Linked DNA regions of Homo sapiens: all the other regions are linked to region 1. A link is a loop called in an ENCODE intact Hi-C map of the cell type or tissue named here. Cell type or tissue: PC-9. All regions are shown on one strand. Region 1 holds the start of LOC124903499 (a long non-coding RNA gene). Region 2 overlaps LIPC (lipase C, hepatic type). Region 3 overlaps LIPC (lipase C, hepatic type).

Evidence for each region. A loop is a pair of places that touch in the nucleus more often than their neighbours do. Peaks named below come from ENCODE experiments on the same cell type or tissue, not always from the same donor. Only the 100,000 strongest peaks of a DNase experiment are listed, where the experiment ranks them.
Region 2: a loop joins it to region 1, with 6 times the contacts of the local background. A loop is called at or near these places in 4 of 110 quality-filtered maps.
Region 3: it touches region 1 in a loop (9-fold over the local background); 5 of 110 quality-filtered maps call a loop at or near these places.

Annotation. Positions count from the first base shown.
Region 1 is chr15:58,224,899-58,232,898 of GRCh38, forward strand. LOC124903499 (a long non-coding RNA gene) reads left to right here and starts at 964. Exons shown (of 3, transcript XR_007064653.1): 1 at 964-1,053. In PC-9, CTCF peaks have their summits at 3,029 (motif pointing right) and 3,228; a DNase peak (open chromatin) is centred at 3,013; H3K27ac peaks cover 1,319 bases.
Region 2 is chr15:58,517,984-58,525,983 of GRCh38, forward strand. All of the region lies in intron 1 of LIPC (lipase C, hepatic type), which reads left to right. Among named protein-coding and RNA genes, the nearest start is that of LIPC-AS1, 23 kb to the left of the region's middle. RefSeq lists an enhancer at 3,302-4,501. In PC-9, no CTCF peak of the experiment used is centred here; DNase peaks (open chromatin) are centred at 3,778 and 6,478; H3K4me3 peaks cover 719 bases; H3K27ac peaks cover 4,758 bases.
Region 3 is chr15:58,544,188-58,552,187 of GRCh38, forward strand. It overlaps LIPC (lipase C, hepatic type), which reads left to right. Exons shown (of 9, transcript NM_000236.3): 5 at 1,555-1,788; 6 at 4,143-4,385. Among named protein-coding and RNA genes, the nearest start is that of LIPC-AS1, 49 kb to the left of the region's middle. RefSeq lists an enhancer at 4,323-4,961. In PC-9, no CTCF peak of the experiment used is centred here; DNase peaks (open chromatin) are centred at 2,674, 3,324 and 7,714; H3K4me3 peaks cover 1,254 bases; H3K27ac peaks cover 4,500 bases.

The DNA.
Region 1 (8,000 bases):
TTTCTTTCTTTTTTTGAGATGGAGTCTCGCACTGTCACCTGGGCTGGAGTGCAGTGGTGCTATCTCGGCTCACTGCAACCTCAGCCTCCCGGGTTCAAGCAATTCTCCTGCCTCAGCCTCCCAAGTAGCTGGGATTATAGGCGCACGCCACCATGCCCAAATAATTTTTTGTATTTTTAGTAGAGATGGGGTTTCATTGTGTTGGCCAGGCTGGTCTCAAACTCCTGACCTCGTGATCTGCCCGCCTCAGCCTCCCAAAGTGCTGGGATTACAGGCAAAAGCCACCGCACCCGGTCTATAATTTTAATTTTATTTTTCACACCAAAATTTTATCTATAGGGACAAAATGTTTTCTGGCAATAATCTCATGCAAAAAAAAATTTCCATTTGAATTTCATATGAAAGGTGTTACATGAGATAGTAGACAGTACTACCAGTTATGGTTTCACTAACACAGAAAGGATAAACCTCGTGTGAAATATTTTCTGGAGGCAAACTCTGTCTCAGAAATGTTTCTGCCATGCACGCTGGAAATGGGGCCCGGGTGCTTTGGCTCCTGTGCTGTAGTTTCTACCCCAGATACGACCTGAAGAATCTGGATGTGCTTCTAGCAGATGCTGCCAATGGGCCTCCCCTTTCCAACATCAGATGTGTCAAAGTAAAGTGTTGGCACCGGCTAAGCCTCCAAGAATGTTTGAACAAATCTAACACATACCTGCAGCACTGCAGGTCCTTGTCATCAGGTGCAGTGATGGGTTAGGCCTTAGATTCCAGATAGGAGGAGGTAGACTGGCATTTTGTTCTGGAAGGTTTCAAACCCTATGTGTGCTCTTGCCCAGACAGTAGCCTGGGCCTTGGCAACAGGAGGAGAACCTGCAAATGGAAATGCTTTTTAAATGTATTTGTTTTTCTTTTTCTGAAAGAAATTCAGAAGCTGCTCAAACTCCAGTGCAGTCATGGAGCCTCCATTACCTGGGAGGCAGCCTCCAAGCAGCATGCAGCCTTGTCAGAAACTGCACCGCCAAGGGTGAGAATGGCATTAGAAGCAAAGAGGTAAATTCTAAACTGTTACTTTATACAGAAGAGAGTTGGGGAGGCTATCAGAACCTAAAAACAGCACTGAATTTGAATGCTTACAAAAACACCGCCAAAGGGCTAAAAAACCTCCACTTCATTTCAAAAGAAGACTGGAGACAGGTTTCCCCCCCATTTTAGTAAGAAATTAAGATGAAGACAAAAATAATGTTAGGTCGGTCAGATGAAATGTGGCATCAGACTGGGTTTTCCAGAAATGCATGCCACATGAGCCTGCAGGAGCCAGAGTAGCTCTGCAAGAAAATTAACTGACTGTCTGCCTCTGTGCAGAAGATTGGAGAAGGGCCTGACCCAGCGGAAGAAGGAATGATCACGGCCTCAGGACCACACAGTGTCTGCCTCTCTTGGAAAGGCCCACATTTGGCCGCTCCATTCTCCACTGACTGATCTATACTTCCTCAGGAATCAGCTCTGAGAGCCCCCTGGGGATGCTCTGCCAGCTGCAGCTCACCCTTCCCCACACTCAGCCACCCCTCCCCAAGGTCCCTCTGTGGAGGGAAAAAGGCTTTGCCTCTCCTAGAGGGAACATCACCAAGGCAGATGGAATAGCTCATAACAAGGTCCATGTGCAACCCCTCACCTTTGTGTGTGTGAACATAGGGCAGAGGTAGGAGGAGAGGGGAGGGATAAAGGAAGACAAGACTCTCCTTGCCCTAGAACCAGATATTTGCTAAATCTAGACCTGAAGGTAAAATTACTTTGCTCCTATCAGAGGACGTAGTTAGAGGGTGGGAAGAGGGGAGGGCCACCCTTCTTCTCCCCCCACACCCTTGCTTCTCCCATTTCCCTTAATTCTACCGGTTCCCTCTGTGACAACACTCCTGGGTGACAGGCTCTGGATCCCATCCCCACCCCAGAGAATCCCACACCCAGTCTAGGCCAGGTGCCTGTTCTACTCTGGTGCAGGCTGCTTTAGCCACTGTTGGGGAAGGGAAAAGCTGGGCGTGTGGAGAGTGAGGGTTGGGGGCTTGCAAGGGGTCCTGGCAAGTGAGAAGACCAGTGGGCTCAGAGGGAATTAGAATTCCGTGATATATTCCAAGGAAACTCAGGCCTAGGATCTAAATGGAGAATGGAATGCAGCCAGGGGCTGGGAAGTATGAACTGGAATCTTTGCCTTCAATTTGCACATGATAACAATGCCCCTGAGACTAACATCTGGATAACAGAGCACTTGTACACACAGCATCTTGTTTGACTCTTATACCCACCTGGTAACATATAATTATGATCTCAATTTTACAGACCAGGAAAGCTAGCCCTAGGGAAGTGAAATGACTTTCCCCAAAGAAGCAGCAATAAGTGGGCTTTGAGTCTTCTGATCCCAGAGTATGTTGATGATAAAATAACTCATGAACTTTAGCAATTATTTCAGAATTCTCATGCTGCGGAATTAACAAAATAAAAAGAAAATAAAGAATATATAAGAAAAAAAGATGTACCTATGTAAAAGCAACCCCACTTACATCCCCTAGTGTGAACTCCTAATCCTTGGGCCTAAAAATTGTGGAACTCGGTATGATAATGGACATGATGAATTGTGTCTGATTAATAAATTTCTTACAAGTTTTATTTATTATAACCTAAAAAAATCTATACACATGATATTTTCACACGTCATGTTCTTCATGGTATCTGCTTACAATAGTTGCATATTCTCTAAGGGACTGCAGTATTCAATTATTTTATTAGGTTCATAATACTTCACAAGATAAAGCATAAAGCAAATATAAAGAGATGGTTTTTGCTCCAAATTGATGCTGAATTCTAAATAAGGACGATAGTATGTGACAAATTAATATCTTTATAATTTGGCTTGTAAGATACAATTCCCAAAAGTGAGGCTCTTACCACACACAAAAATATGGAGACGGGAGGGAGGAACCCGACTTAATTTAGGTACACTGCCACCAGGTGGAGGCAGAGTGCCACGGACTGTGAAGTCCAAAACAATAGGTGGAGGATTTGTTAAAATTACAGACTGTAGCTCTGGGTTCAAACCCTACAGACTTGTAATCACAAACGTTTCCATTTTTTATGTATTAGAAACATTTACTGGAAAATAAAATTCAAGCTAGCGATATACAAACATTTAAAATAGCTCTTTAGAAGGACTTTACAAACTAAAACTATAGTTATACATCTTTCCCTTCAATCTCTTAAGGTTCTTTTTCTCACAAACACCTTCAAAGAAGGTGACTATTGATCCCTCCTAATGTTGTTTTAGTGTGAAACCCCTAAGATATCTGGAATGGGTTTGGTGAAAACTTCCAAAGCTCCATTTCAAGCTCTGACCTCTTAGTCTCTCCTTCTCTCAGCCAGTATAAGAAATAGCGGTGAAGGGAATTGGAAGGATAGTGGTGGTGAAGGCTATGGAGGGAGACCGACTGTCCCAGTTTACCCAACACTGCCCCAGTGTTAGCACTGAAAGTCCCACACCCAGGGGCACCCCTACTCCCAAGCAGACCAAAAGAAAAATATAGGCTTTCATTTCAGACTTGCTGCTCTAAGACCTTCATCTCTTCCCAATAGAAAAAAGCCAAATACTCCCCTATCTGATGAACCCCTCGAATCTCATGTATAAAAACCCTCCTTCGGTGTGAGTCTTTGCTGTGAGGTTAAGATTGTGCTTTGTATTTTAGGTGGAGGCAGGTATGATGTGTAGTAGATACACAAATGTATAGAGGCTGGTGAAGTTGCAGCGGGGAGCAGGTAGACCAGCTGTTTCAGGTAAACAGACAGGTCCTCAAGGAAGTCCCTCAGTTTATCATGCCAACCTCTTTGGACACCTTGAGGCCTCTGATGAGGCTGCTGGTGGCAGGGAAGCAGGAGAGAATCTGCTCCAGCTGACACAGGATGTGACTCTGGAACAGAGGCTGGAGGCTCCTGGAAGGGATATATTTAGCCCAGCTCTGTTAATAGCTGACCCCTTGGATTGCCTCAGGAATGTAGCAGGCAGAGTTCTTCATGGTGAAATAAGACGTACAGGCTTACAACTTGAAAAGAAAACTCTTCAAGGAATGACCTTACAAAGAATGACTCCACAGGGACCAGATGAAAATGTTAATGTTATTTTGTGCATTGCTTTCCTGAGCACTTTATATCCATTATATTCATTTCCTGTATTCTTTCATGTAATTGGTACAACCATAATTTAGCTTTTCTTCAGGGCAAGAGTTCTTTGTCAAGTTCATGTTCTCGGGCAGAGTCCTAACAAATCCTGCAGGTATACTACACCTGGTACCTGCCGACGCCTATTGAGGAGGAAAGCCACAGGATGTGGTAACATTCTCAAAAACAGAGATCTAGTTAGAATTACCTCCAAATCCTGCAAAGAATGAAACGGAGATGCTGACCATGGGAGCAATGTCCCACTGGGATGGCAGGGAGATCTCACGTGGTGCCTACCAGGGAGGGGGGTGGGGGGCGGAGTTGGGGGCGGGGGGAGCACGGGAGTTCCGAGTGCTGAAGACTGCAATGGGAACAGACAAGGAACAAGGCGACACAATGGCACAAACAATGCTAGAACAAGACATTTATTTATTGAATCTGAAGCAGGAGAACTGAAGACAGCTGAGAAATATGGTTGAGTTCCTAACTCGACAATGAATAAGCAGACTGTAATTTACAATTGCATGGGTGTTAGGCTGCCATGTGTTATGTAAATAGCTGTGGGTCCCTTTAAGAACAGAAATCCAGTGAGGACAAGGCCCTTTTGTGATACAGACTGGCTCTCCTGACTCAGACCTATCTTGTTTTGCAGGGAATAAAAGGAAGCCCACTTGGATAGAGCTGCCAGATAAACTAGAGGACACCCAGTTAAGTTTAAATGTCAGGTAAACAACAAACAAAATATATTTTTAATATAAGTGGGTCCCAAATATTGCATAGGACCTACTTATACTAAACATGTTATGTGTTGTTTATCTGAAATTCAAATTTAACTGGGCATCCTATTTGCCAAATCTGTAACCCTACACCTGGGATCAAAAAGGAAAAGATAATGAGAGGGGAAGGGAAGCATTGCCATTAAGGCAAAGGAACAGGCACTTGGAGCAACATCAGAAATGCCCAAGAATAGAGGAGAAGCTCAAACAGTCAGAGAGCGTAGGGGCATGGAGAAGAAATGCTGGCCTCAGTAGCAAAAGCTCCCAAGAACCCCTCCAAATAGCTTCAAAGTTTTTCAGCTCACCTTGTTCCTGTTTGAGTGAATGGCCAGGTATTGAAAATTATTTTATTGGCCTTGTTGGGGCATATAACATTCTTTTTTAAATAGTAGAAGGCTGGACTTTCAAACTTAACTGGGCATTCCTGGCAAAATTCGTCTGATTAAAGACCCACTCAAATGAAGTCAAAGTGGGCTGGCTGGTGGGCTGGGAGAGGGTAGAGAGGTGGAGTTATAAATCCAGAAGGATGAAGAGAACAGGAGGGGATGTAGAAAGCAGACCCTGATGGAATTCTGGAAGTGGGAGAGCAGATAGGTGGAAAGGAGACCACCACTCTCCAAGGAGAGCCTACCGAGCTGGCAGGGACTTGAGCTCAGAGGGGCCAGGCACCCAGATGAAAGGAGAGTGGCATTTATCTTGAGGTCCTTGTGCTAAAGAGTAGAAACCAGCAGCCCCCACTCCCTTCACCAGTGGCCGACTGTGAGTCCCTTGGTGAGGAGACTAGAGAGTTGTTCTCTGCAGAAACTGGAAGGTAGAGAGGCTTCAGTCTTGGGAACTCCAGGTATAGCAGAGCACAGAAGCAAGTCAGGTGGGCTGAAAACATTAGGAGCGATGGGATTGAACACGGGCAACTTCCTCTGCCCTGAACACACACTGAAGGCTCCAGCCCAGCCCCAGGCAGGGGAGAGGAAGGTTCCTCCCCAGAGAAAGGGAATGGCTGCAGAGAAGGAGCTGGAACTCCAGCTATAGCAGAGCACAGAAGCAAATCGGATGAGCTGAAAGAGTAGGAGCGATGGGATGGAACACAGGCAACTTCCTCTGCCCTGAATACACACTGAGGGCTCCAGCTCCGCCCCAGGCAGGGGAGAGGAAGGTTCCTCCCCAGAGAAAGAAAATGCCCACAGAGAAGGGGCTTCCACATATCGCCCTCACCCCAATACACAAAAATAACTCACAGAGCTTCCAATCAGTTTATTTCTGCCACAATCTTAAATATAAACAAACAACCAAGGATCATCAGCCATTGGAGGGAACTTCCCACCCTCCTCTAGAAGCCCCCCAACCAAAGGACCAAAAGAAGAAAAAAAAGTAAATGAATAGATGAAAGTGTCAGATACAGAGGGTGGACTTTAAAACTTCTACTTAATAACCCCAAACATATGAGACTATATTAGATATTCTTTCTCCCCAAAAAAGAACAGAATATGATTAAAATGAAACAATTAGAGAACAAAGTAATCTTGGCAGCTTTAAGCATGATACCAAAATAAAAATTCAATAGAGGACTTAGAATATAAAGAAGATAGTATCTCTTGCAAAATGGAACAAAAACACGAAGATATGGAAAATCTAACAGAAAATATAAAAGACATAGAGAATTCAGGAAGACCAATTTTCACATAATAGATATTTCAGAAAATGGAGTTGAGAAAACAGAGGGAATGAAAGTATCAAAAATTGATATTGAAAAATTAACAGAACTGAATAATAATAGCTAACGTTTATTGAGTGTTCACCGTGTGTTTTAGAAGTATTAACTAACTTAATCTTCCTGATAATCCTGTGAGGTAGCTCCTATTATAGATAAGGAAACTGAAGTACATTTCATCACCAGAAATACCTTTATTATTTTGTCTCCATGCCCCTCAGTGAAGGAAGCAATGCCATAAGACAATAATGAGGTTGAGTAACTTGTCCAGTGCCTTCCAGCCAGCAGGGCCAGGACCAGGATTCAAAACCAGAGTCCAGCTCAGGAGCTCAAGCTCTGGGACTCACTGTGTCTTAGTCTGGATTTCCTACAAACCAAACCCAAAGACTAAATTTTTCTTGCTAACTCTTCACTGGGGAACGCAATCCCCAAAAAGCAAGAATGATGGAAAGGAGGGAACAAGGCAGGGAAGGAGGGGGAACAAATATAAGAGAGGGTGCTCCCAAGCTGGCCATGGATTTGTAATGAGTAAAGATGTTTGCTTTTCAGTCTCTTAACGATCCAACTGAGAGCAAATAGGAAAATTTATCTGCTGGTTCCCATTTCCAATGGTCGGACTTGCCCCATAAGATTTTATCCTTCCTCCCCTATGCTTCTTGGCTGCTCCATCTGGCTCTTCCAGAAGCCATCAAGGAAGCCAGATCCCACTGCAGCAGCAGCAGCAATGGCAGCCAGCAAGTGTGCATGGGCCAGTGGCACACCCACAAGCTTGCACAGCTGCCTGCAGTGTCTCAGACCCTGCTCAGAAAGCCATCAGGCAAGTGCAGGTGCTGGGTGCACCCACAGTCTCATGCCTTAGTGGGAACAGGGAAGTCCTAGGGAAGGAAGTGAATGACAGTTGCATGAGGTATGACACAGGTCCTGTTGAATCATGCCTTCATGTGAGTGGCACGAAGGATTGGAGCAGCTGCCATGGTGGGCCTGGCCAGCCAAGAAAGCAGTGCTCCACACTGGTGATGACAGAGTCAGAACTCAACAAAGGTCAAAAGTCCCCTCTGCAGCCTTTAAGAGTGTGGTTGGGGCCAAGTGGTTTTCCTGGGGGGCCATCAGTGAATGGCAGCCAGTCCAATCAGGGGGACACATGGTTGGGTACGGCACTCTGCTATGCTGATTCTGCAGAACTGAATGCTGACAATGACTATCTCAATACAGCATTTGCCACTATGTGCCAGGCACTACTCTAAATGCTGCATGTATATTATTTGTTTTAATCCTCATAGCAATGTCATGAGGTTCCTCGGGATTTCCCAGAC
Region 2 (8,000 bases), 290 kb after region 1:
TCATTCCGCTGTGTCTGCTCTCTTACTATATCAGAAAAGGGAACAGCCACCAACTTCCTGTGTTGACCCTAGACCAGGACTTCTTGATCACAGCACACTTAACATTTGGGGCTGGATAATTCTTTGTTGTGAGAGGCTGTCCTGTGCATTGAAGGGTGTTGAGCAGTATCCCTGGCCTCTACCCACTAATGCCAGTAGAACTCCCCTTGCCCCCTGTTTTGACAACCAAAACTATCTCCAGGTGTTGCCATGTTTCCAAATGCCCCAAGGTGGGGGAAGGTAACAGCAGAGCAAACTTACCCCTCAGTTGAAAACCACTGCCCTAAATGATGCCTGAGAATGCTGTCCACGTGTTTGAGAAAGCAGTGGTGATTAAGTTAGTTCTGTGAAAGGAGAAACAAAATCAAAAGAGGAACTTGTGCTGATACCAGTGAGTCTGGGACCACGAAACTTGGCCGTGAGAGACAGAATTGTGCAGCACCAGGGAGTTATCTAAAAAGTTCTCTTCTGGGCCACCCTCTGAACTTAACCTTCTGTGTTCTCGCTCCACTCCTTCAGGCTCAGTCAGCTCTGCAAAACCCAATCCACTTTCCAAGGAAACATTTCTGGAAGGCAACACGGAATTAGTTAATGTGATGAGAGGCAGAACAGAGCAGTTAAGATGCAGGCTCTGCACATACCACAACGTGGATGAATCTCACTTAATGTTGGGTGAGAAGAGCCAGGCCCAAAAGAGCATCTATTGTGTGAATCTACTAACTCGAAGTTCAAGAGCAGGCAAAACTAATCTCCGGTGATGGAAGTCTGAACAGTTACATCTGCTGGTGGTGTTGCCTGGAGACACGTTTCAGAGAATAGAAATGTTCTCTGCCTTGATGGTGGTGGTGGTTACGGTGGTTGTAAACATAATAGACACTCACAACACTCACAGAGCTATACACTTACGATTCGTCACCTAAAAAAAAAAAGAAAGAAAAAGAAAAGAAAAGAATGTTGACTCTAGAACCAAATTGTCTAAGTTTCATCCCTGACGATGACTCTGGTTACCTTAGAGCATTTTGTGAAAAGTTAATAAACTACACAGGGTATACAGGAAGTGCACAATAAGTATTTGCATCATTATAATTAACAGAACTACACTTCAGCCAAGCGCAGTGGCTCACGCCTGTAATCCCAGAACTTCAGGAGGCCGAGGCAGGCAGATCACGAGGTCAGGAGATCGAGACCATCCTGGCTAATATGGTGAAACCCTTTCTCTACTAAAAATACAAAAAAAAATTAGCCGAGCGTGGTGGCAGGTGCCTGTAGTCCCAGCTACTCGGGAGGCCAAAGCAGGAGAATGGCGTGAACCCGGGAGGCGGAGCTTGCAGTGAGCCGAGATTGTGCCACTGCACTCCAGCCTGGGTGACACAGAGAGACTCTGTCTCAAAAAAAAAAAAAAGAAAAAAAAGAACTACACTTCTAGCCAGTCAGGCAAAGCCAAGGATTAAGAGAGTTACTCTGAATTTCTCTGCTGCCCCCTCTGCCTCACCTCCCATGCATTGAACACAGAGTGTATATGTAAGTCCTCCCACCCCAACCATCAAGACAGGCACATCTGCCATTTTTCTCTGTCTTCTTCAGTTCCTTCCAGGTTCTCTCTGCCTTGCTTAGGAGCTGCCCCTGTTTGCAGAGCTCTTCATCAATAGACTGAATATTTACAGAATAGCGCAGTTTTGATTAAACAGTTCATTTCACTGGAGACTGGGGTGGTGTATTGTGTCTCCTCCGGAGTTATTCTTGGCATCAGCAGCCCTTGCTCTTAGCATCCGTTTCTTTACATTTTAAGGTGGAGCATAAGAAGAACTGCAGTGAAACAGATCAGATGGGGGGCAGGTGGGATTTCTCTTTACCTTTCCCCCGCTATTTCTTGGTGGATTTATCCCGTTATCTTCGCTGCTATTTGCTCCTTGCTATCTTTTATTCTTCTCTTTTGAAACTGGCCGAGTCAGAAGGAAATAAACAAATGCAAGGGTGCGTAGAAAGAGCATTAGATGGTAGGTCCAGAAACTTGGACTCTACATCCAGCATCTAGTGATGTGATTGATTGATATCTGTTTTAGCTTTTCGGCACCTCAGGTTTTGGGCTGTTTTTTTTTTGTTTTTTTTTTAATCTGTTAATTGAAGTGATTGGTCTAGATTTGTGGTCTTTGAATGTGTGTCAGCCATGGAAACCTTCCTACAAACAGAATCTCAAGCAGCAAATGTTAAAACCTAAAAGCAATTTTGTTTGGGTTGAAACAAGGTGGGCGGGCAGTCAGGAACCCACCCTTTTAACTTCTGTGTCCTCTGCCATCTCCTGTAGCAGCCCCCAAAGTAGTTCCACAAGATCCTTGGCCTTGGGATGCTAGAGCACAACGTCTAAACCATTCGATGTGCCTATTTAGAAACTCATTTCCTGCTCTTAAAGCGCTCAGCCCTCTCCCCTACACATAAAGCCTTGCCTCCATGAAAGCAGGGAGGACTAGCCTTCGAAACCCCAGCACACAGAGGTGAGTGTGAGCACAGCTCAACAGTATACAAGCCCGCTGGAAAGCTGCCCCAGACAGAATTTCCTCAGTTGCATCCTATGGACTATCAGTCCCAGAAACGCTTGGCCAAAAAAGGAAATACGGAGGGCGGGGGCAGCTTGCTTCAAAGTAATTGAGGTTGAGAGCCGCTGTATACCATCTGCCCCTTCTAGAGATTAAATTCACAGTAGCTTCTTCTCTCGGGCCAGCAGGAAGCCTGATTAATGCCGCTTAATACGACACTTCCCATATTTATTTGGCCACAAAACTCCTTTTTCCCCATAACTCCTATTAATATCACAGGAAACAGTTTGAGATCAGAAAAGCCTTCACAAAGGCAATTTTTAAAGACTGAGTTATAAGGCTCAAAATAAATGAGGAATTCTAGAAAAGGAAGGGAGGAGGGAGAAGGACACTGGTTTGGGGTCTGGAGGGCTTTAAGATGAGGGCGAAACAAGGACCACCCATGATTCCAAAGAATATCCGGAACTTGCTTGTTGTCTGTTGGTGCCTTTCTTTCAGCTCATTCCTAGAGGGCGGACAGAGGCAGGAGTTGCTGTGTTGCTGGCCAGTGGCTCCTGACCATAGGAAGGGGACTGTGGGTGTGAGAAGTAAAGCAGAGCAGGCCCCTGCCTCTGTTCTCCCCTTCCCCCTGGTATTGGCTCACCGTGACAAATCTTTCCCTAGGAAGGGCAGAAAATGAATTATCCTGTTAAATCAATTCAGCAGATAACCCACCTCTGTGCAGGCCTTGTGCTGGGACCACACAGATGCATAAGACACGTACAGCTTAGAGCCTAGTCATGAAATGGGAAATAAACAGCCCCATCCTCAAGGTCTGAACAGGGGATTGGGGAGCACAGAGAAGGGCCCCACCCCGACCAGCTGTCAAGAGAACTATCCATACATTCTAATTCCTCCAAGGTTGAGGGCTAAGGTGTAGGAAGAGGAGAGAGGTTCCAAGCAGAAGGAATTGCAGAAGCAAAGGCACAGAGGCATCCGGGACCTGCGAGCAGCTATGGCTGGAGCCGCGTGTCGCAGGATGGAGAGCGTGTGAACAGAGGGGACTGGAAGCGGATCCTCCCAGGAAGCAGTTGCAGGCGGTCATGCTACAGTGAGTTGCTGATAGTAGGAGGGGAAGAAAGAGGAAGGGGGAGTGGAAGATGACTCAGTGGGGGGTGAGCCAGTGCCTGGAAGAGAGGAATGTGTGAGCAGAATGAGGAAGTTAGCAAAAGCTGGTTGAAGGTAGGAGGTGGAAAGACAAGTTCAGCCCTCAACAAGTTAAGCAGGTTATATAAGAAGTCCAGGCATGGATGACGATGATCATAATCATGATGGGGAGGATGACAAAGATGACTAGGAACGCTCTGTCATCTCTCTCTCTCTCTCTCTCTCTCTTTCCTTCCTGGTTGTGTGAGTTTGCAGGGAGACGGGAGGTTGTGAAGAACAATAACCAGAAGAGAGTTTGCGTCTTCATCAGAAAGCACCTGGGGCAGGTAGAGTTGGTGCTAGCTTCTCCATCCATCCCTGACACCCCAGCCCCATTCATCATTCAGCAGAAGACAGGCTGGGCTGGCCCAACTTGGTCCTGTACCCCCACCACCCCAGAACCCCACTGGTCCATAGTGAGGATCCCTTCTCTTTGACTCTCCTCCTTCTCTGTGACTCGCCTAAGCCTGATCCTACACCTTCTCTCCCAGCCACTGCCTCAGCTTCCTCCACCCCCAGCTTGGGACGAGCCACCTCCCTGGCTGGGTAGCATGGGACAAGCCATCTCCCTGCAGAGGCAGAGAACCAGTGACACTACACGCAAACCAAGGCCATGCTGCAAACAGAACACCAAGGCACCCTCGTCTTAGGATGCATTATATTCGGGGTAGATGTTGAATTCTAGTAACACATTCCCTGGGGTGTTTTCAAATCCAGACACACTGGAGCCTTGTTCCAGCCTCACTGTGGGCGAAGGCCCCGGGCTCACCTCCAGCCTCAGGCTGGCTCTGGCTGCTGCCCCTGTTCCATCCTGGCAAGCGGAACTGAACAGGCCCGACTCCACAGCCCCCGGTGCTGCCAGCTGCAAGCTCTGCTGACTCCAACCTCAGGCCCCTGCGTGCCTGCTTCTAAATCCACACGTTCCTGCTCCTTCCTGCCCCTGCTGCCCTCTCAGAATGCCACTTCTTTCTGCCAAGACCTCAGGCATTGCTATGGCCCAGCCCCATCTTTATTGATGTCGGGGCTCTGTCCCCTTGCAGAGCCCATCCCATTGCCACCCACATCTGGGACAGCAAAAGACTTCTCAGTTTCCTCCAGAGTTCAGTTTCTTCCAAAAAGCTCGGCACATCTTAGCTGCCAGTGTGAACTGTGAGCTCCCAGAGATGCCCGTGGCACTTTCCAACATTCGTCACTTTTGACACATCTAAAATATCCTAGCTCCCAGAGCTGCGTGAGCACCAGCCCAGATGGACCGGCTGCTGGGGAAGCATCAGTCTCTCCAGGGCCTCTGTGAAGCCCTGGGGCAGTAGGGGGATGTCTGACAAAGCTTCCTAACTGAGGAGCCCCACTTCCTCTCGCTCTGGGCACCCCTGCCAAATGAGCGGGCACCTCTATGTTCCAGCAGCCCTCGCTGCCCAGCTTCTGAGCTGCAAGCCAGCTTCCTTCCACAGAATTCTCTGCACCTTGGCTTCCGGTGGCTCCAAGCACTTTGCCATCTGCCGAGTCAGTTCTGCCAGAGATGAAGCAGCTGATGTGGGGAGTTCTCTGTGGGGGCCACCTTTCCTCTCTCAGGTCACCTTTACTCTCAGAAGGAAACTGACCCCCTGACCTATTAAATAGCTGAAATCAAGGGCCACTAGGACCCAAGTCGGTGAAGGTGCAACTGAAGGCAAGAAGGTCAGCATCTAGCTAGACAGACACGTAAGCCAAGAAGACAGACGAGGTGAGTGGACCCTTTGACTCCACAGTCAGACAGCAAGAGAGCTACTCCCAGAGTTCTCTGGGGCATGAAGGGGCTGCAGGGGTAGGTGAACAGCATCCAGAGAAATAGTTATCATGGAAAGTGCAAGCAGGAAACAAGCTGGGATTTTTTTTTTATTTAAAATTATTTTTCAGGCCAGGCACAGAGGCTCACGCCTATAATCCCAACACTTTGGGAGCCCGAGGCAGGAGGATCACTTGAGGCCAGGAGTTTGAGACCAGCCTGAGCAACACAGTGAGGCCCTGTGTCTATGATAAATAAATAAATAAATAAATTAGCTAGTGGAGCAGGGCTGGTGGCATGTGCCTGCGATCCCAGCTACTTGAGAAGCTGAGGAGGGAGGATCGCTTGAGCCCAAGAGGTCAAGGCTGCAGTGAGCTACGATCACTACACTCCAGCCCAGGCAACAGAGCCAGAACTTGTCTCTAAAAATACAAAGAAATAAAAGAAAAGAAATTCTTTTAAGGAAGTAAATACTAACATGGCTCAGAAATTAAAAGAATGTAAAATAGAATAGATTTGCAAAATCTCACCCCCATCCCACGATGTCCATATCCATTCCCTCCTCCCCCTTTCCCACCATGGGTAACCACTTATATTCATCTCATCTGTATCGTTCCAACATAACCTTACGCAGCTGAAAGCCAACATGGAGTTATTTACTTATGCCCCCACCCTTCCACAAAAGTATCACACTTTAGATACTGTTCTGCACCTTACTTTGGCAACTCAGCAGTACATTCTAGAAATCTTTTCAAATCAGTACAGAGTGTTTCTTTAGTCAAGCTGCAAAGTATTCCATTGAGGGATATGTCCCCGTTCAGTTATCTAGACACTAGATGGACACTTGGGATGTTTCCAGTATTTTACAATTACAGACAATCCTGCAATGAATGACCTTGCATTAATTTCATTTCGTAAGTGTGCAGATATAGCCACAGGGTAGAGTCCCATGCAGGAAATGCTGAGTAAAGAGAAAATGCATTTGTAACTTTCATAGCTGTTGCCAAATCCCTCTCCATTGGAGTTGCACCATTTTGCATTCCTGCCAGTGTCTCCATCAAGGTGTGTGGTCACACTTTTTAATGTTTACCAATCTGATGGTTGAGACTTGTGTCTCAGTATATATTTACTTTGTATTTTTCATCTTAGGAGTGAGGTTGAGGATCTTTTCATATGTCAAAGGGCCATTCATATTCCTTTTTCTGTGAAACGGCTCCTCATGTCCTTGGTTGGCCCATTTTTTGTTCTGTGGGTTGCTGTCCTTGGTCTCCTTGATTTCTAGGCATTCTATAGATATCGGGGATATTCGCCCTTTGTGTTATGAGTTGCAATTATTTTTTCTCACTTTATTGTTCATTTTTTGCCTCTGCTTATGGTCTTTTTTTAATTTAGTTGGTCATACAGAAGTTTTTTGTTTGCTTTAATGTAGTCTAATTTAACAATCTTTTACAGCTTCTGAATTTTGAATCACAGAGGGAGATTCTTATTCAAAAGGTTATCAAGGAATTAGCCCATATTTTTTTTCTGGTCATTTTATGATTCCTGTTATTTCATTTAAAAATTGGATCCATTTGGAGTTTTTCCTGATGTATGATGAGAGGTATGGACCAAACTTATAACTTTTCATCTTTTTCCAGATCTCCCAATACTATTTTTTAAAGTCCATCTTTACCCCAGCACTTTGAGAAATTAGATTTCCACTGCCCAGAACAACCTGGCCAATTTGAGAAGTCACTTCTATCAAATACTGAATGCAAACATATGCATTTGAGTGTTCTGGGTTTCTATTCTGCTTCTTTATCCAAGCTCCTGTATACACAGCTTGAATTACTGAATCTTTACGGTACGTGTTAGTATGAAATAGGACAAATCTTCCCCCATAGTCCTTTTTAGTTCAGAGCTCCCCTGGCCATTTACTGGCAAGCTGAGCTCTGTCACTGGGGCTCTCCTTGCTCACTGTCATGTTTTATTCTCTTCTCTCCTACAAGGAGGCCAATATATGCCTGCAGGCATCCAACCAGGGAAAGAGGCAAGCACAGCCCACTCCCCAAACAAGGCAGAGGCAGGGGTGCAAGGCCTTCTGGGAGAGTCCCAGTAGGCCATGTCTATGTACCCCTTTGAGGCCGGTGTTCTGGGGAAAGGCCAAATAGGAGACCTATGTCTTCCTGGAGGTTTGGACTTTGCCCTGAAGATTCTCAGCACTGATCTTCTGGTCCATCCAATCTGTTTAAATGAGGGTGATCCCAGATAACCTCAACATAAAGAGTTATCCTGTCTGATATTCTGTCTCCTCATGATCTGTTACTGATCAGGTGCAGAAGAACCCTTCAAGGAGGAAGATGTTACAATAGCAATATCAATGCCTACTTCTACTACCACCAATGCCACCAGGGCCACCTTTATTCATTGAGAACCTGCTATATACCAGGCATTGTGGGAGGTACTTTACACGTTTATCTCATTCACTTACAACCCCA
Region 3 (8,000 bases), 320 kb after region 1:
TCAGAGTCCACACCCAGCGAGGCAGCCTCAGGCCCAAGGCCCAGAACCCTCTCCATCCAACTGGTGCTGTGGGTCACATTAGGCGTATCAGCTGGGCCCACCCACCTCAGAGACAGCAGGAAAGCTCAACACCCTCTTGCCGTCTTGTCATCAGCCTGATAAAGAAAGGAACAGAAATCATATCAGGACATTTTTCTTTTTCTCTTTCTTTTTTTTTTTTTTTTTTGAGACAGAGTCTCATTCTGTTGCCCAGGCTACAGGGCAGTGGCATGATCTTGGCTCACTGCAGCCTCCACCTCCCTGGTTCAAGTGATTCTCCTGCCTCAGCTTCCCAAGTAGCTGGGACTACAGGTGTCCACCACCACGCCCGGCTAATTTTTGTATTTTTAGTAGAAACGGGGTTTTGTCATGTTGCCCAGGTTGGTCTCGAACTCCTGACCTCAGGTGATCTGCCAGACTCAGCCTCCCAAAGTGCTGGGATTACCAGGCGTGAGCCACCGCACCCGGCCAAGGACATTTTTCATTTGTCACTGTGGGTAGGGCTGGAGAACGGGTGATCTCACGGCTCACTCTCAATTCCTTCGCCCCCCAAGTAGGGAAGGAAACCAGGGCTGGGGTGGGACACCAGAGGGTCCTCCAGAGAAGGCAGAGGAAGAAAGACAGGGAAAAAAAACTTGGAGCGCATAAATACTCCCCAACCACAGTCAGCCAGGAGGTGCCACCTTACTTCATGCACAGACATCTGTCACTTGAGGCCCAGAGCTTTGAGCTCCCCTACTTGCACACAACATTTTCACATACAGTGAAATGTCCCGCGGCTGTTCTGGACGTTCTAATGAAATGACATCTTAGGAGAAAAATCAGCTTGTTTAGGGAAATTATTGACAACATACAGGCAAATAAATTTCATTCTTTGATAGGTAGGTTGGAACTACTTATAATGAGCATATTGGCTTTTTTTGTATGCAAACAGATGGTCTTGAAAGTAGCTTGAGAGGTACTCAAAACTGATTTGCTCAAGTAAATCAAGCATTCCCTCATAACCTTATTCCTTTTTTTTTTTCTTTTTGAGACAGGATCTCCCTCTGTTGCCTAGACTGGGTCACAGTGGTGCAGTCATGATTCGCTGCTACCTCAAACTCCTGGGCTCAAGCAACCCTCCTGCCACAGCCTCCTGAGTGGCTGAAACTACAGGCACAGGCCACCACATCCACATAACTTTTGTATTCTTTTTTATTTTAGAGATGGGGTTTCACTATGCTGCCCAGGCCTCCTGGCCTCAGGCATCATAACCTTGTGTCTACCACTGGAGAGTTTCCGCAAACCTCTTTCCCCGCTAGCTAATGCCCAGCCTGTGTGTCATTGTTAGCACCATGAACTACTGTGGTTTTACTGAGAAAAGGTTACGGCGAGGTTTTCTAGGGAAGGATCAGCCCTACGTGTTTCTTCTTCCTGCTAGTTCACTGATGTATAATAATATCCAAAAGCTAAAAAGCACATCTCTCTTCCCCTCTCCTTGCTCCTGCGTAACCCTTACCCCTGCTTTCCCATTAGGGCTGGATGCCGCGGGACCTTTGTTTGAGGGAAGTGCCCCCAGCAATCGTCTTTCTCCAGATGATGCCAATTTTGTGGATGCCATTCATACCTTTACCCGGGAGCACATGGGCCTGAGCGTGGGCATCAAACAGCCCATAGGACACTATGACTTCTATCCCAACGGGGGCTCCTTCCAGCCTGGCTGCCACTTCCTAGAGCTCTACAGACATATTGCCCAGCACGGCTTCAATGGTGAGAATGAAGTCATGGGCCGGGAGCACCGGCCTACATTTCAATGGGGCCTCTGGAATTCAGCGGAATCTACCAACATACGGGACTCAGGGAAGAGTTCAGCAAGGATAGGGGCCCAGGGTGTATGGTCACCAAGCCCACCCAGAGAGAAGGAATGCTGGAGTGGGCAAGGGTGCCTGTCCCCCAGCAGGCCACTCCTGGCAACAGGCCAACGCCACGCCCTGAGGATGAACAGAGGGCACCAACAGGAACCTCCACTTCTCACTCCAGCCCCATGTGCCCAGGCAAACCCTCTCCCGGGGTACCAGCTCTTCTGAGAGTTGAGTCCGGATGCCTGTGGTTATTCTTCCTTCTCTGGAAGTTTCCTCGTTCCAGGGACCGCCTCTATTCTGAACCACATGAGGATCCACTTAATAGGTTGTGGCTTCTCGATGAAGGTCTCACTCTTCATCCCACCCCATCAGTTTAATTGAGGAAATTACTCAGACTGTCCCAATGGGAAATTCAGCTTCAAATATGTCCTTGTTATGCCCTTTACCTCAGGGCAGACACGGAATGTGCTGTTATCTGGGTTGTGATCCCACTTCTCTCTCAAGTCCTAAAACCGAAATATTAACATGCACATTGATAATATGCACAGGATTAAAGAACAAAAATGTCAGCAGAAGCAGCACATTCCACGGGCATTCCAAATTTCTTGCTATTATAAAATATCACCCTGATTAAGACATGCCAATCACTCCAAGCCAAGTAGAGCCCTCCACCCCTACAAGCCACCTCACCCTGATCATCCAACACTCAGCTGAGAACACACTCTCTTGTGATGACACCATCCTCGCCTCTCCAATATCAGAGTGACCTTCACACTCCGCATCATCTCATTTTGGCTGGACTCCCAGCCTTCCACCGCCCAGGCCTGAGAGAGCCTTCTGGGAACTTGCCCTTATCATTGCTTACATCCCTCCCACCTCCCCCACTCCAACACCTCCCCTCCAGCCACCAGCAGTTCCCAGCTGACCATCCAGCCCTCATCCCAAACTTCACCCCACCCAACAAAGCTCAGTACAGACCATCAGGATGGTGTATGGGCTTTATTTTCCTGGTAAACACATTTCTGACCAATCATTACCATTTGCTCTTTTGTGCTAAACTTCAAAGTGACGGAACCAAATGTAGGTATTCAGCTTGCCCAAGCTTGGGCTGGTTTTTCTCAGTCGTCTTCACCCCTGTGTTTGAAAGGGTTCCTGGGGTAGTTCTCCCAGCCACAGCTGCACAGGGGCTCACTGGATAACTGCAGATTCACCTTCACTACCTCCTGGGTGGATGAGCTTGGGTGAGTTAGTGGATGTCTTGGAAGCTCAGTTTTCTCGTCGAAAACAGCGGCCTCAAGGAGCTGCAGTGAAGATGCAGGCAGTGGAGGAGCGGAGGGCACGCAGCATACACAGCCTCCTAGTAGGTGCCCAAGGAATGCAGCCGCTAGCGTCCAAGGACTGCAGTGACTAATCTTGGCATTTAGCCTCCAGACAACTGGGGAAATAGCTTTTGGCAAAGTCACCTGTGCTGTCCCTTTACAGCAAGTGTTTCACATATCTTGTGGTGGTTCCTCAACATCCCTTGAGAATTATTTACCACAGATTAGGTTAAAATTTGGAGAGTTAAAAAAAAAAAAAAAAGGTCAAATCCTTAGTAGATCAACCTCATAAGCTTGTTTTGGGGGTGAGGCCTGTCCAGATCTGGTTACTGGGCAATGTCCTTCCAAATCCAATTCTTGTGCTGGTTTCACAGGCCTGTTACCTAAGGGATGCAATGGCTGCTTTGGGACACAAGGTAGACATTGTCGAGAGGCCTCAGCGTTCTCCAGACCATCAGAGTGCCACGGGATTGTCTCGTGTATCTAGTTATATTAAGAGAAGAGGAGTCCCACGCAAGCCTGTTCCAGAAAACCCACCCTCCAGGCATCAGCACCTGGGCATTTTAAATTATCTCATTTGAGATAGAAATATTTCTATAATAAATTACACTAACCTGCTCTCTTAATGAATTTGATCTTTCCTTAGTGACTTGGGTGCCTATTAAAATGCCTACTGTAACACGCTGTCATAAAGGAGTGCTCTCAGGATCCCGGCAGTGCCCGGGATTTTGCCTGACACTACATGACTCAGAGGGTCTACTTCCCTTAGTTTCAGTCAGTTGTCACATCCTGCTCTTGTCAAGGGGTCTGCCTTGACAAGCCCACCCTTGCCTGTTCTGTGTGCTACTGCTAACCTCCTGTGGGATGAGAACCAAGGTGATCCTCTGAGTTGAGGCTGCTTTGGGTTAAGGGGTGATAACGTCCTTCTTGCCCTGTGTTCCAGCCATCACCCAGACCATAAAATGCTCCCACGAGCGATCGGTGCACCTTTTCATCGACTCCTTGCTGCACGCCGGCACGCAGAGCATGGCCTACCCGTGTGGTGACATGAACAGCTTCAGCCAGGGCCTGTGCCTGAGCTGCAAGAAGGGCCGCTGCAACACGCTGGGCTACCACGTCCGCCAGGAGCCGCGGAGCAAGAGCAAGAGGCTCTTCCTCGTAACGCGAGCCCAGTCCCCCTTCAAAGGTGAGTGTGGAGCTGGGGAGCCTTCAGAAGGGCAGGATGCAGTCCCCTGTCCAAAGGGCTCAGAAGTCCCCTTGGCTTCTTTCCTGGAGGTGCTTCAGCTCTGCTGTTGCGGTGTTTCTGAAACTGTGCAGGCTCCAGACAGCAACGTTGACACAGCCTTTCTCCTGTCCCAAGAGTGTGGCCACCTTGCCGCCAAGGGCTAGGAGGAGAAACCTCGACCATTTCTGAAACGATCCTTGGGTTGGCCTCTCTGTCCATTTTCATGCTCCCCTAGAATGTTAGATCTGCAAGGCCACACGCAGTTTACCTGGGCCACCCGGATCTCACTGTACAGGGACGTCAGGCATCTCCAAACACATCCTAGAACCCAGTTCTTTCATCTCTGTTCACGGCCCCCATGAAAAAACTGGATTCTAGACTGCATTTCATTTCTTCTAAGATTTGAATCAGCTGATCTGATAGGACATGATATTCACCCTGAGGCACTCCCAAGACAAGATTCAGCTTCCAGTGTTTCCCAGCCAGATTTTTAACCACAGGGCAGAAAGTGGGCCCAGCAGCTCTCTGGATTGAATGGAAGATTGTAGAAAGGGCTGTGACCACGTCTTAGGCTGAGGCCAGCAGAGAAATACTCCACTGAAACCTAAATCCTCCTGGAGGGAACAAGCCGACATCTGTTGCCATTAACATTTCTGCCTAATCCCTAAAACAGCTCGGGAGTGCTTTAGCATCTCACTGTTTCATCGCACAGCCTCTCCAGTGCTGGGAGAAGAAATCTGATGTGCTGTTTGACTATTACCAGGCAGATATTTGTATCTGGAGAATGTAAACAGGCCGTCACCACCACTTTGCTTTTAGGGAGCATTTTACACAAAACATTCGATGCAGCCATCAGCTCCTTGTGGTTCTCCCAACAGCCAGGCGAGGATGGCAGGGCTGGTTATTATCCCATTCTAAAGAGGAGCAAAGCAAAACTCGCGTGGGGTGCCCACAGCTGTGCAGCTGTAAGGAGACCTGGAACAGGGCCACCTGACTCTCAGTCGTGAGTTCAAACTCCCAGGCAGCTTATTTTTGAGGCACAGGATTTCTCTGTGTATCGGAACTTTTGCTCTCCAGTCAGGTTTCCCTCCCTTGAGTCAAGCAGGTCTAGGAATGACAGAAATTTCTTGTGGGTGCGCACAGCATCTGAAGAGTAGTTGGTGTGAGGGCAGGATCTTTCGGGCCAAAGGGTCCCTCCACTGGCTGTCCCTTAGGGCTGGAGGAGATGGCAGCACGCAGGTGAGGGAATTTGGAAGTCCTCCTGCTTCGGGGAGCTCCTCCGCTGCAGGCTGCCAATTAAAGACTCATTTGGGTGAACCAGCTCCTCTTTTAAATGGCAATGCCGCCTGGAGTGATTAAGCCTCTTAGATAATCACATTTCACTGGATCTATTTTAATCATGGAATGTTCGCATCATGAGGAGCAGTTCAACCCTGCCGTTTTTCAGATGGGGAAACCAAGGCCTAGGCAGGGAAAATTATTTGTCCAGAGACAAAAAGCTCTTGGCAGACCTGGCATTTAGACCTGGGGCCTCCAAAGAGTGAGCAGAGTGATTTTTAAAAACTCCTAAACCTGCCGCTGGTCTGTTTATGGGGATAAGAGGGGTATGGAAGAGAAGGGTGGGGGAATTGCTTTCTCCTTGAAATCACCTGGGAAGAAAAGAGGTCATTTTTCATCTTCCAGGGCTAAACTGGGCACTTCATCTGATTTGGCCCAGCCCTAGGACATCTACTGGGGACTTGGAGATTGGGAAGGGAAGCATCAAGAGAAGGAAGAAGGGGAAACAAGAGCAGTAGGCATGAACCAGGCTGAGCTTCTCCCATTTGCCAACGGCCCCACTGCCCGACCACCATACACTGCTGATGTGAACTCACAAGGATCCCTTTGTTATTAAGGAAGACCAAAGAATTGCATTAGGGCATCATTATCTCACCCACCAGCTACCAAAACCAACGTACTCATCCATCCGTATATTCTTCAAACACAGTCCTACCCTCAGGGGGCTCGGTGGAGACTAACCCACGATGAGTTCCTTGGAGACCACATTTGTGTCTCTTTATTACCGACTACTTATCTTGCTCCTGGGACATCTAGTGAGGAGGAGGTTAAGGGCAGGACTGACTGAAACTGGTCAGGAACCGAAAGCCCCAGGCTGGAGGGAGGTTCCAGTGCCGAGCTGTGGCTTGTACCACACCCTCTCCTTTTCTTTCTTACTTTTTTTTTTTTTTTTTTTTTTTTTTTTTGAGACCAAGTCTCACTCTGTCGCCCAGGCTGGAGTGCAGTGGCGTGATCTTGGCTCACTGCAACCTCCACCTGCAGGGTTCAAGTGATTCTCCTGCCTCAGCCTCCTAAGTAGCTGGGATTACCAGCGTGCACCACCACGCCCAGCTAATTTTTGTATTTTTAGTAGAGACGGGGTTTCGCCACGTTGGCCAGGCTGGTCTCGAACTCCTGACCTCAAGTGATCCACCCGCCTCTGCCTCCCAAAGTGCTGGAATTACAGGTGTGAGCTACTGTGCCCAGCCCATACCCTCTCCTTTTCTGCTCCCCCACAAATTCTCCCCAGTTCTCCTGCAGCCCCTCCAGTGAGCAAAGTCCTCACCCGCTCAACCCAGTTTCACTTGCTAGTGGAAAGTAACGTCTCTGTGGTCACATCAAGCCACCCTGGGCATGGCTGGAAAGTGCACTCATGCGAGACTCGCCTGTTTGAAGCAGCTGCTCATGGGATACTGCTATCTATATAATGTTATGTTATCCAATGTGGTAGCCACAAACCATATGTGGCTATTTAAATCCAAATCTAAGTTACTTTAAATTAAATGGAACCAAAAATTCAGTTTGTCAGTTACACAAGCCACCTTTCAAGTGCTCAAATACGTGGCTGCTGCATCAGAGAACACAGAAATAAAACATTTCCATCGCCGCGGAGAGTTCTACTGGTGATGCTGGGATGAAGATTTTAATCTAGGCCACCACAGCTACACCACTCCCTGCCCATCACAACCGTGATCATAACTGACTTGGGCCCCCAAAGCCTATTCCACCAGCCACCTCCAGCATTTTGATGAATACATATTACACTCTTAAAAGAGCAGACTTGCCCAACCCCGGCCTACAGAGAAACCACAATCCCCATTTTTCAAAAACATCTAATTGTACAATGTATTTTAGTGCAGGGTCTGGTTGGGCAAGATAAACATCGCCTCCTGATTGTAGTTTCACAAAGGATGACTAACTTGGCCTGAATTCCTCTGGCTCCCAAGATATTTCGACAAAACCATCAAAGGATCTATTTTCTACAACTGTACACCAGAACTCGGGTAAACACTGCGAGAGTACAGCAGTAGCAAGAGAGAATTGGGAAACAGTCGCCGAGTGAAACGAGGCAATTTATCGCCCACTTCCATTCTCACTCTCTCACAAGGAACCTTTACCAGTTTGGGAGCCTGTTTTTAAGGGAGGGGGAGGGAAACGGATCTGTACGGAGTAAATCCTGTTTCGCCAGTGCCTCCTCTCATTTCATCCTCAGAGCAGTCAGATGAGGTAACCGGGTGGAGAGGAGGGAAGGGGCCCTCG